2 separate regions of the Homo sapiens genome follow, and region 2 is linked to region 1. Evidence: read pairs that join two places in POLR2A ChIA-PET (ENCODE). Cell type or tissue: A673. All regions are shown on one strand. Each heading gives the region's core, and the rest is flanking DNA. Links, peaks and the distances in the headings are about the cores only.

Region 1 (4,401 bases), core at 278-4,277:
TTTCACTTTAAAAATATACAGGTAATCAACTTTCAGTGATTTATTCTTCCACATGAACTTTAAAATCATTTTCCTCCACTCCTAACTCAGTTACTTAGGATTCTGGTGGAGAGTATTAAAAGCATACACAAATGTATATAAAAATGTATGTATATGTACATGTATAATACATTTAGGAGAAATTCACATTTTAATAGTGAGATTTATATATGTATATGTATATATGTATAAATGTATATATGTTTATGTACATGCATGAATGTGTATTTTGTGTGTATGTAATACATTTATGAAGGATTAACATATTATTAGCCATATGACATTGAAATGATAGCAAAAGAGAGACTTGATCTTGGTGAATTTCCTCCCCAAAATACTTTCCCCTCACCAATGATGCCCAAAACTCAGAAAGATTGAGAGTTTTAGCCCAGAAGACAAAATTAATAGATTCGGGTGTCATTGGAGTGCAGTTTTCTTTTGAATTGTAAAAGATAAAGTGTTTTTCTGCCTGCTATGGGAATAAAAGTGTATCAGTGTATTTCTGTAATGTGTCAGTAATGTATTCCCAGGTGTGCTTGAAAACCTGTCTAGATACTATTAATGTCTTAGTAAATCCATTTCCATCTGTCACACTATAATGTATCCTCTCTGTGTCGCCCTCAACATACAAATATTCATTTTCTCTCTTCAAATTAGAGACTTTTAGTACGGGTCAAATACCATTACAGTGAACTCTGCAGGTGTGTCAAATACTTCCTGTATCATTTGGCGTACGATAGAAATTGCCTTCCCAGCTCTCACACCCTGTTGCTCCAGCTGAGGGGCTGGGGATGAAACAGCGTGGATTCACAACCCTCTTAGGCAGCCAGAATTTCTGTCATCAGCAGCAGGGTTTCTCTGCTAAACTTTTCCAATTCCAGCTGCTTGACCGTCAGGGCCACTGACCTTAAATAAAGCACTCAAGAGCCTTAGGTAGGGATTTAGCAGGGGAGGAGTAAGCTGGATTTGTTAGGAAGTGCTATGAATGTTCTATTTGAAAGAGACCTAGATCTCCAATATGGGGAGAAAACCAAGGACTCTGGGCCCACTGTACCTGGGTCTGAATCCCAGCTCTACCACTGCCTTGGCATGTGGTATGTCAGCACGGGCATGGGACTTAAACCACTCAGTGCCTGAGTTTCCTCATCTGCAAAGTGGAGATTAAAGTGGCACTAGAATCATAGGTCTATTGTGAGGATTGAATGAGCTGACATATGGAATGCATTTGAAACCGTGCCTGGCACTCAATAAGTACTTTATAAGTGTTTATTATATTTTTATTATTTGTTCCTTGAGGGAGAAATTGAACACAGAGGCTGAGATTATAAGGGAAAAAGCAGGGAGGAGACAGGGTGTGAAGGTCTCAGATAAGTGGACAGCTTTAGAATAGGCTTGTATTCCAGGAGAGAGATAGGGCACAAAGCAAGAAATTGAGATAGAAGTACTGTTGTATGAGTGACTACTTGGAAGGATTAGGGAAGAACTGAAATGTCGAGAGCTGTGTATTCCCAGTTATAACTGTAGTCACTCTGGGTCCTGGGCTGATAGCAGCATAACTAATTCCAGACCTCACCTGCTGAGGTTCCAGCCAAGATTGGCTGAGTTACTCAAAATGAAGGGCATCAGTGGGCTGACCTGGACAATGTATGACAGAATATAAATCAGTCTGCTCCTTTTCTTTCTCCTCTTCTTTCTTTTTTTATTATTTTTATTATTATTTTTAGAGACAGGGTCTCGCTGTGTTGCCCAGGCTGGAGTGCAGTGGCTATTCACAGGTACAGTCCCAATACTGATCAGCCTGGGAGTTTTGACCTGCTCCATTTCCAACCTGGGCTGGTTCATAGGCAACTTGGTGGTCCCCCACTCCTGGGAGGTCACTATATTGATGCTGAACTTAGTGCAAACACCTGATAGACACAGTGCATTACAACCCAGAACTCTTGGACTCAAATGATCCTCCTGCCTTAGCCTCCTGAGTAGCTGGCACTACAGGCACATGCCACCATGCCCAGCTCCTTTTCCTTTTTTTAATGGATAATTTCAAGCATATCTCAAAGTAGAACGACCAACATAATACATTTTCATGAATCCATCACTTATCTTCAACAGTTATCAACTCTTGCTTTATTCTTATCCTCATTCACTTTCCCATCCTGAATATTTTGAAACAAATCCCAGACATCACTACATCTGCATCTCTAAAAGAAGAGGACTTTTTAAAAATGATGGCTATATTTACAAATTAAAATTTACCATTTTAACCATTTTTAGGTGTACATTTCAGGGCATTAAGTACGGTCACATTGTTGTGCTACCATCACCACCATTAGTTTCCAGAAGTTTTTCATTATCCCCAACAACTGTGGACCTGTTAAGCGACACGCTTCAGTCCCACTCCCATCAGCCCTTGGCACCTACCATTCTACTTTCTGTCTCTATGGATTTGACTACTCTAGGTACCTTATAAATAGAATCATACAATATTTGTCATTTTTGCATTTGGCTTATTCCACTTAGCATAATTTTTTTTAGATGGATTTTTTTAGTATTACAGATATTTTTAATTTTTATTTTGTACATTTTGGTTTTGTTTTCTAAAATTATTACAGTGAATGCAAATTATTTTTCTTATGACAGGAAAACACTGTACAGCAAAAATGGTTGTGGGACCTGGGGAGTTCTATTTTGCTGGAGGTGTTTGAGCAGAGCGTGTAGTTGCTGTTGTTAACTCCCAAGATGTTGAAAAGGAGACTGTTATAGACAGAAAGGTGGCTATTACCTCTTTTAACCTCTATGGTGCTTCAGATTCTGAGAATCTATTGCACAAAATAGTAATTATAACTAATAATTATAACCACTATAACTATTAACATATAACCTGTAGTTATTAATAGTTATGATTAATAAAGTCATAGAATCTCAGATTTGTCAGGGAACTCAGAAGTCAACTTTCCCAGCCAATGTAAGACAGTATGAAAAATCCTTGGCCACACATGCCGATAGAGGATTGCCCAATTAACTCAAAAAAAAAAAAAAAAGGTATACAAGTGACTGAAATCAATGAATAAACTCAATATAATTAAAAAAAAAGAGAAAAAGAAAAAGTCCTTATGCGCTTTGAAAAAAAAGATGAGATTTCAAGTCAAGGAAAATAGATTGTACACCTAGTGACAAGACCTCTTTATCTTCATTTTGAAAGATCACAGAGTGGCTACAATACGAAAAGATTGTGTGTAGGCTATCATTTCATGCTTGAGAAACAAATAGATGGATTCTTGCTCTGTCACCCAGGCTGGAGAGTAGTGGTGCAATCTTGGCTCACTGCAACCTCTGCCTCCCCAGTTCAAATGATTCTCCTGTCTCAGCCTCCTGAGTAGCTGGGATTACAGGCGTGTGCCTACCACTTCTGGCTAATTTCTGTATTTTTAGTAGAGACAGGGTTTCACCATGTTGGCCAGGCTGGTCTAAAACTCCTGACCTCAGGTGATCTGCCAGCCTTGGCCTCCCAAAGTGCTGGGATTACAGGCGTGAGCTACCGTGCCCGGCCGCATAATGTTTTTAAGGTTCCTCCATGTTGTAGCATGTACCAGAATTTCACCCCTTTGTAAGGCTGAATAATAATATTCCATTGTATGTATGTACCACAGAATTCTTTTTAGAGCATAACCACAATACCATAATCATACCTACAAAACAGTAACTTCTTTTTCTTTTTCTTTTTTTTTTTTGAGATAGAGTCTCACTCTATCACCCAGGCTAGAGTGCAATGGCTCAATCTCAGCTCACTGCAACCTCCACCTTCTGGGTTCAAGTGATTCTTCTGCCTCAGTCTCCCGAGTAGCTGGGCTTACATGCTTGGCTAAGGTTTGTATTTTCAGTAGAGACAGGGTTTTGCTATGTTGCCCAGGCTGGTCTCGAACTCCTGACCTCAAGTGATCCACCCACCTTGGCCTACCAAAGTGCTGGGATTACAAGCATGAGCCACTGTGCCCGGCCAACAGTAATTTCTTAAAATAAGCTCATACCCAGTCAATATTTAAATTTCCCCATTTGTGGCCGGGCGTGGTGGCTCATGCCTGTAATCCCAGCACTTTGGGAGGCTGAGGTGGGCAGATCAGTTGAGGTCAGGAGTTCGAGACCAGCCTGGCTAACATGATGAAACCACGTCTCTACTAAAAATACAAAAATTAGCCGGGTGTGGTGGCGGGCGCCTATAATCCCAGCTACTCAGGAGGCTGAGGCAGGAGAATCGCTTGAACCTGGGAAGCAGAGGTTGCAGTGAGCAGAGATTGCACCACGGCACTCCAGCCTGGGTGACAGAGTAAGACTCTGTCTCAAAAAAAAAAAAAAAAAAAAAAATTT
Region 2 (4,401 bases), core at 313-4,312, 390 kb before region 1:
GTGTGTGTGAGAGCGAGAGAGAGAGAGAGAATTTGTAGTTCATGGAAAGACAAAGAAAACTTTAAAATGTTCTAATACCTGGGGCAGGACTGATATAAAAAATATATTTCACTTCTTGAGGCCTCATTGTGAGAATGGGGCAAAATTAATTTTATGCCAGTTGCACCATTTTCTTTACCCCATAGTATTTGAGAGCTGGCTCCAAGTCCTTGAGAATAAAGGGCAAAAATAAGATAAACTCATAAGACTTATTTTCTCTCACATTGTTCCCAGCACTGGGAAGACTGGGGAAGCCCCAGATTTCACAAGAGACACTCACAAGTCTAGCCTCTCACTCCACATCTGCTTGCATGGTAATTGGGCCATTTCAGGGAGCCAAAGAGGAGTTAGGGAAGGCATGGTCACCAAAACTTGCCTTAGAGGACCACAGTGGGTAGGAATCTAGGGTCTGCCAGGGAGAGGTTAGTGCACTCTAGAGAGCCAGATTCACGTCGCTTCTTGGCCTTTTGGCTAAGATCAAGCGGAGAGCCAGATTCAGAATTAGCCTTTGCTCCACCTGTCAATGTTCAGAGTGAGAACTATCAGCAGAGCAGCCTATGGCAGTGATTATACATCCACTAGGTGAGTTAAGAGGACTCTTGAATCAGCCTACCCCTTAGTTTCTGAAGGAGACAAAACTGTGTTGGGTTAGCTTGAAGGCTGTACACATACATACCTGTAATATTAGGGCTCAGGTAGAGGAATTGCAGGGAGATAGATAAGAGGAAAGAAGGCCTACTGATGTTTGGAACAAAAGATAAAAATAAGGCTGGATGCAGTGGCTTACACCTGTAATCCCGACACTTTGGGAGGCCGAGGCGGGCAGTTCACTTGAGGTCAGGAGTTTGAGACCAGCCTTGCCAACATGGTGAAATCCCGTCTCTACTAAAAGTACAAAAATTAGCTGGGCATGGTGGTGGGTGCCTGTAATCCCAGCTACTCAGGAGGCTGAGGCAGGAGAATCGCTTGAACCCGGGAGATGGAGGTTGCAGTGAGCTGAGATCGCACCACTGCACTCCAGCCTGAGCAACATAGTGAGACTCCATCTCAAAAAAAAAAAGGTAAAAATATAATATCTCCTTTCCCTTTAAGTGGCTTTTAAAAAATGTTCAGATATCTAAGCTTCATAAATTTGGAGAGTTTTAAGTTGTTCAATTCCTTCCAAATAAGGACTAAATATTTAATGTACATTTACATTGTTTCTATTAATTTTTCTTTCCTCACTATGGCTAAAAATTTTCCTTAAAGAAGACAAGGAAGGGACAAACCATATCCTTTGATGCTCACTGCTAAATTGAGGAATTGGGTTTTATTTTTGCTAAAAAGACATGGCATTAATGTTTGCTATATGTCATAGACCAGTCCCAGCAAGCTGTAAGAAACCACCTCTGCTAAGGATATTATGGAAATGCAAGTGCCATTCTTCTCTAATAACTCAACATTCTCTCTTCTCTCCTATTTATTACCTAGAACCAGCATGGGACCTGGAACATGTGCCCCACAGATCTGAGGACTGATGGAGCTAACTGATGACTGGTGTCTGGGAAGGCAGCATGTTTGCCACCCTGTTCTCACTTCTGAAGGAGCTGAAAGATTTAGTTTCCAAAGCCTCTGGCCAGATCACACTCCCCCTCCCCGCAAGTGAATGCCTGGGAATCATCTCTTTCTCACAGACAGGAAGCCCTTATCTCACCATGAAGACTTGGCAGCAAAGACTGGTAAAGAGGAAAGAACAAACTGGGAGTCAGTTTTCCTTTTGATAAATGTATTCGCTGTAGAAAATCGGAGTCCACTTCAATAAATGGTCTCTTGAAAGAACTGTCTCTGTCAGTCAATCAGCAGATATTTATTGAACCCTTATTTCATACCAGGCACTGTGCAGAGCCCACAGGAGTACCTTTTCCAGGGAATCACAGAATATAGTGGAAGAAGTGAGGGCTTTGGAATTAGATCTTGATCCAGTCAAAATTTCAGTGTGAAAGTGTTTTATGCTACCATTCTACTTTAATATCCAAAGGCAAGGAGGAAGGTTCCTTCCTCCTTGCCTTTGGATATAAACCAAGTAGTGTAAAATGATTTCACATAGAATTTCAAAATAGCAGAAGGGTTGGTAGAAATAACTAGGCTAACCACATTATTTCCTACAAGGGCACCTTAGGGGATCCCTGTTTTAATGAATAAATAAAAATGATGTGTAATTATCATATCAATTGCTTGCATCTAAGTGAGTGCTTCTGGAGTTATTTGATGGTGCTTAAAAATCTTTGGTCTCTGAAGTGCATTTAACCATCTTCTTAACTCTTATCTATATTATTAATTTGCAGATCAAAGTTAACTTTGTGCTATGCAAATGAGGGGACTTCAAATGAATGAGATTTTACTGTAAAATTTAAAATCCATATTACTTGTAACAGAACTGCAACATATTTTGAGGACATGCCTCAGCATATCTAAAAGAGATATTATGGTTTAAAGCAGAATTTTCTGCAATGATGGAATATTCTATATCTGCGTTGTCCAAATAGAATAGTCACGAGCCACATATAACTACTGAGCACTTAAAATGTGGCTAGTGTCAGTGGCTCATGCCTGTAATCCCAGCACTTTGGGAGGCCAAGGTGGGCAGATCACGTGAGGTCAGGAGTTCGAGACCAGCCTGACCAACATGGCGAAACCCCGTCTCTACTAAAAGTACAAAAATTAGCTGGGCATGGTGGTGGGTGCCTGTAATCCCAGCTACTCGGGAGGCTGAGGCAGGAGAATCATTTGAACCCAGGAGCCGAGATCGTGCCATTGCTCTCCAGCCTAGGTGACAGAGTGAGACTTCGTCTCAGAAAAAAAAAAAAAAAAAAAAAAAAAAGTGGCTAGTGTGACTGAGGAACTGAATTTTAAATTTTAATTAATTAATTTTAAGTAATTAAAATTCTAATTTAAACAGCTGTATGTGGTTAGCGGCTACCTTATTCAACAGTGTAGATTTAAAGAAAAAGTGAAATTGGATGCTGGGAACCCAAATTCCAGCTCTATCCTTGCTATCTTGGACAATTAACCTCTGTGAGCTTCAATTTTCTCACTTGAAAATGGGAATATAGGCTAGGGCTCAGTGGCGCATACCTGTAATCCCAGTGCGTTGGGAGGTTTAGGTGGAAGGATCGCTTGAGGCCAGGAGTTCAAGACCAGCCTGAGAAACACAGCAAAACCCCCATCTCTACAAAATATTTAAAAATTAGCCAGATGTGGTGGTGCATGCCTGCAGTCCTAGCTCCTTGGGGGGCTGAGGCAGGAGGATCACTTGAGCCTAATAGTTTGAGGTTACAGTCAGCTATGATTCCACCACTGCACTCGAGCCTGGGCAACAGAGTAAGACCTTGTCTCAAAAAAAAAGAAAGAAAGAAAGAAAGAAAGAAAGAAAGAAAGAAAGAAAGAAAGAAAGAAAGAAAGAAAGAAAGGAAGGAAGGAAGGAAGGAAGGAAGGAAGGAAGGAAGGAAATGGGAATATAAATAATATCTACATCACAGTATTTGAAGTAAGAGGAATTGAGGTAATGTCTGGGCATTCTCTTATTTCCAAATAAGTACCAACCAAGTACCAAAATTAAACATGTGGAAAATAAATACTCAACTCTCTTATTTAAAGGTAGTTTCCATTTCCTGAGAGCTATAAAAGATTATTAAGTTCATGATTATTTTCACCTTTCAGATTCAATATTTAGCAGCAATGCTTGTAACTATTGGCTGTTAAGTAACTCCACCAGCAGTAACCAGAAATGGTCGTGTGTCAGCTTGGGTGGGGGTATCAATCTATGGTACACAAAGGGCTGGTAGTCAGAAAGTTTAATTTACAGAAGTTGAGCCTGCCTGTGTGAGAAAAGTACACTGAGAACCGAAAAGCATGAGAAAAATGTTAATAAAATCATTCTTTATTATTGTTACCATTAATAATGTAATCCATTTTAATTGCTCAAGGAGGTTAAATAAGCCTATTCAATTTAATAGAGAAATCAAGGCACAAATTAGCAGCATAGGCAAATGGTCAGGAGCTTGAGTCCTTTTGTTGAATACAATTACATAAAATAAGCCATGGAAAGTACTTAGCCCGGGACATGTCACCCTATAATGTCAACTATTATAATAATGATAAGTGATACATTTGGGAGACCATGAAATTAGAGGCCTTTGTCTATTTTCAATTTGCAAAAGGTATCAGAATACGGAGTGATATTTGCACAGATTTAATTCTACATGACTGGAACATAGAAGAATCATCTCAACTTTCCATATCTGCACCAGTCCAGAACTGAATCTAGTTGTTTTTTTTGGCAACAGAGTCTCACTCTGTTACCCAGTCTGGAGTGCAGTGGCA

The links. Peaks named below come from ENCODE experiments on the same cell type or tissue, not always from the same donor. Only the 100,000 strongest peaks of a DNase experiment are listed, where the experiment ranks them.
Region 2: POLR2A ChIA-PET joins it to region 1 with 8 read pairs; 2 of 35 experiments call an interaction of 5 or more read pairs at or near these places.

Annotation. Positions count from the first base shown.
Region 1 is chrX:25,058,888-25,063,288 of GRCh38, forward strand. It overlaps the pseudogene RN7SL91P. Among named protein-coding and RNA genes, the nearest start is that of ARX, 45 kb to the left of the region's middle. In A673, for the core only: no CTCF peak of the experiment used is centred there; no DNase peak of the experiment used is centred there; H3K27ac peaks cover 1,717 bases.
Region 2 is chrX:24,666,629-24,671,029 of GRCh38, forward strand. It overlaps LOC124905262 (a long non-coding RNA gene), which reads left to right. Exons shown (of 2, transcript XR_007068416.1): 2 at 1,510-1,854. It also overlaps a transcript of PCYT1B not described here. Among named protein-coding and RNA genes, the nearest start is that of PCYT1B-AS1, 19 kb to the left of the region's middle. In A673, for the core only: no CTCF peak of the experiment used is centred there; no DNase peak of the experiment used is centred there.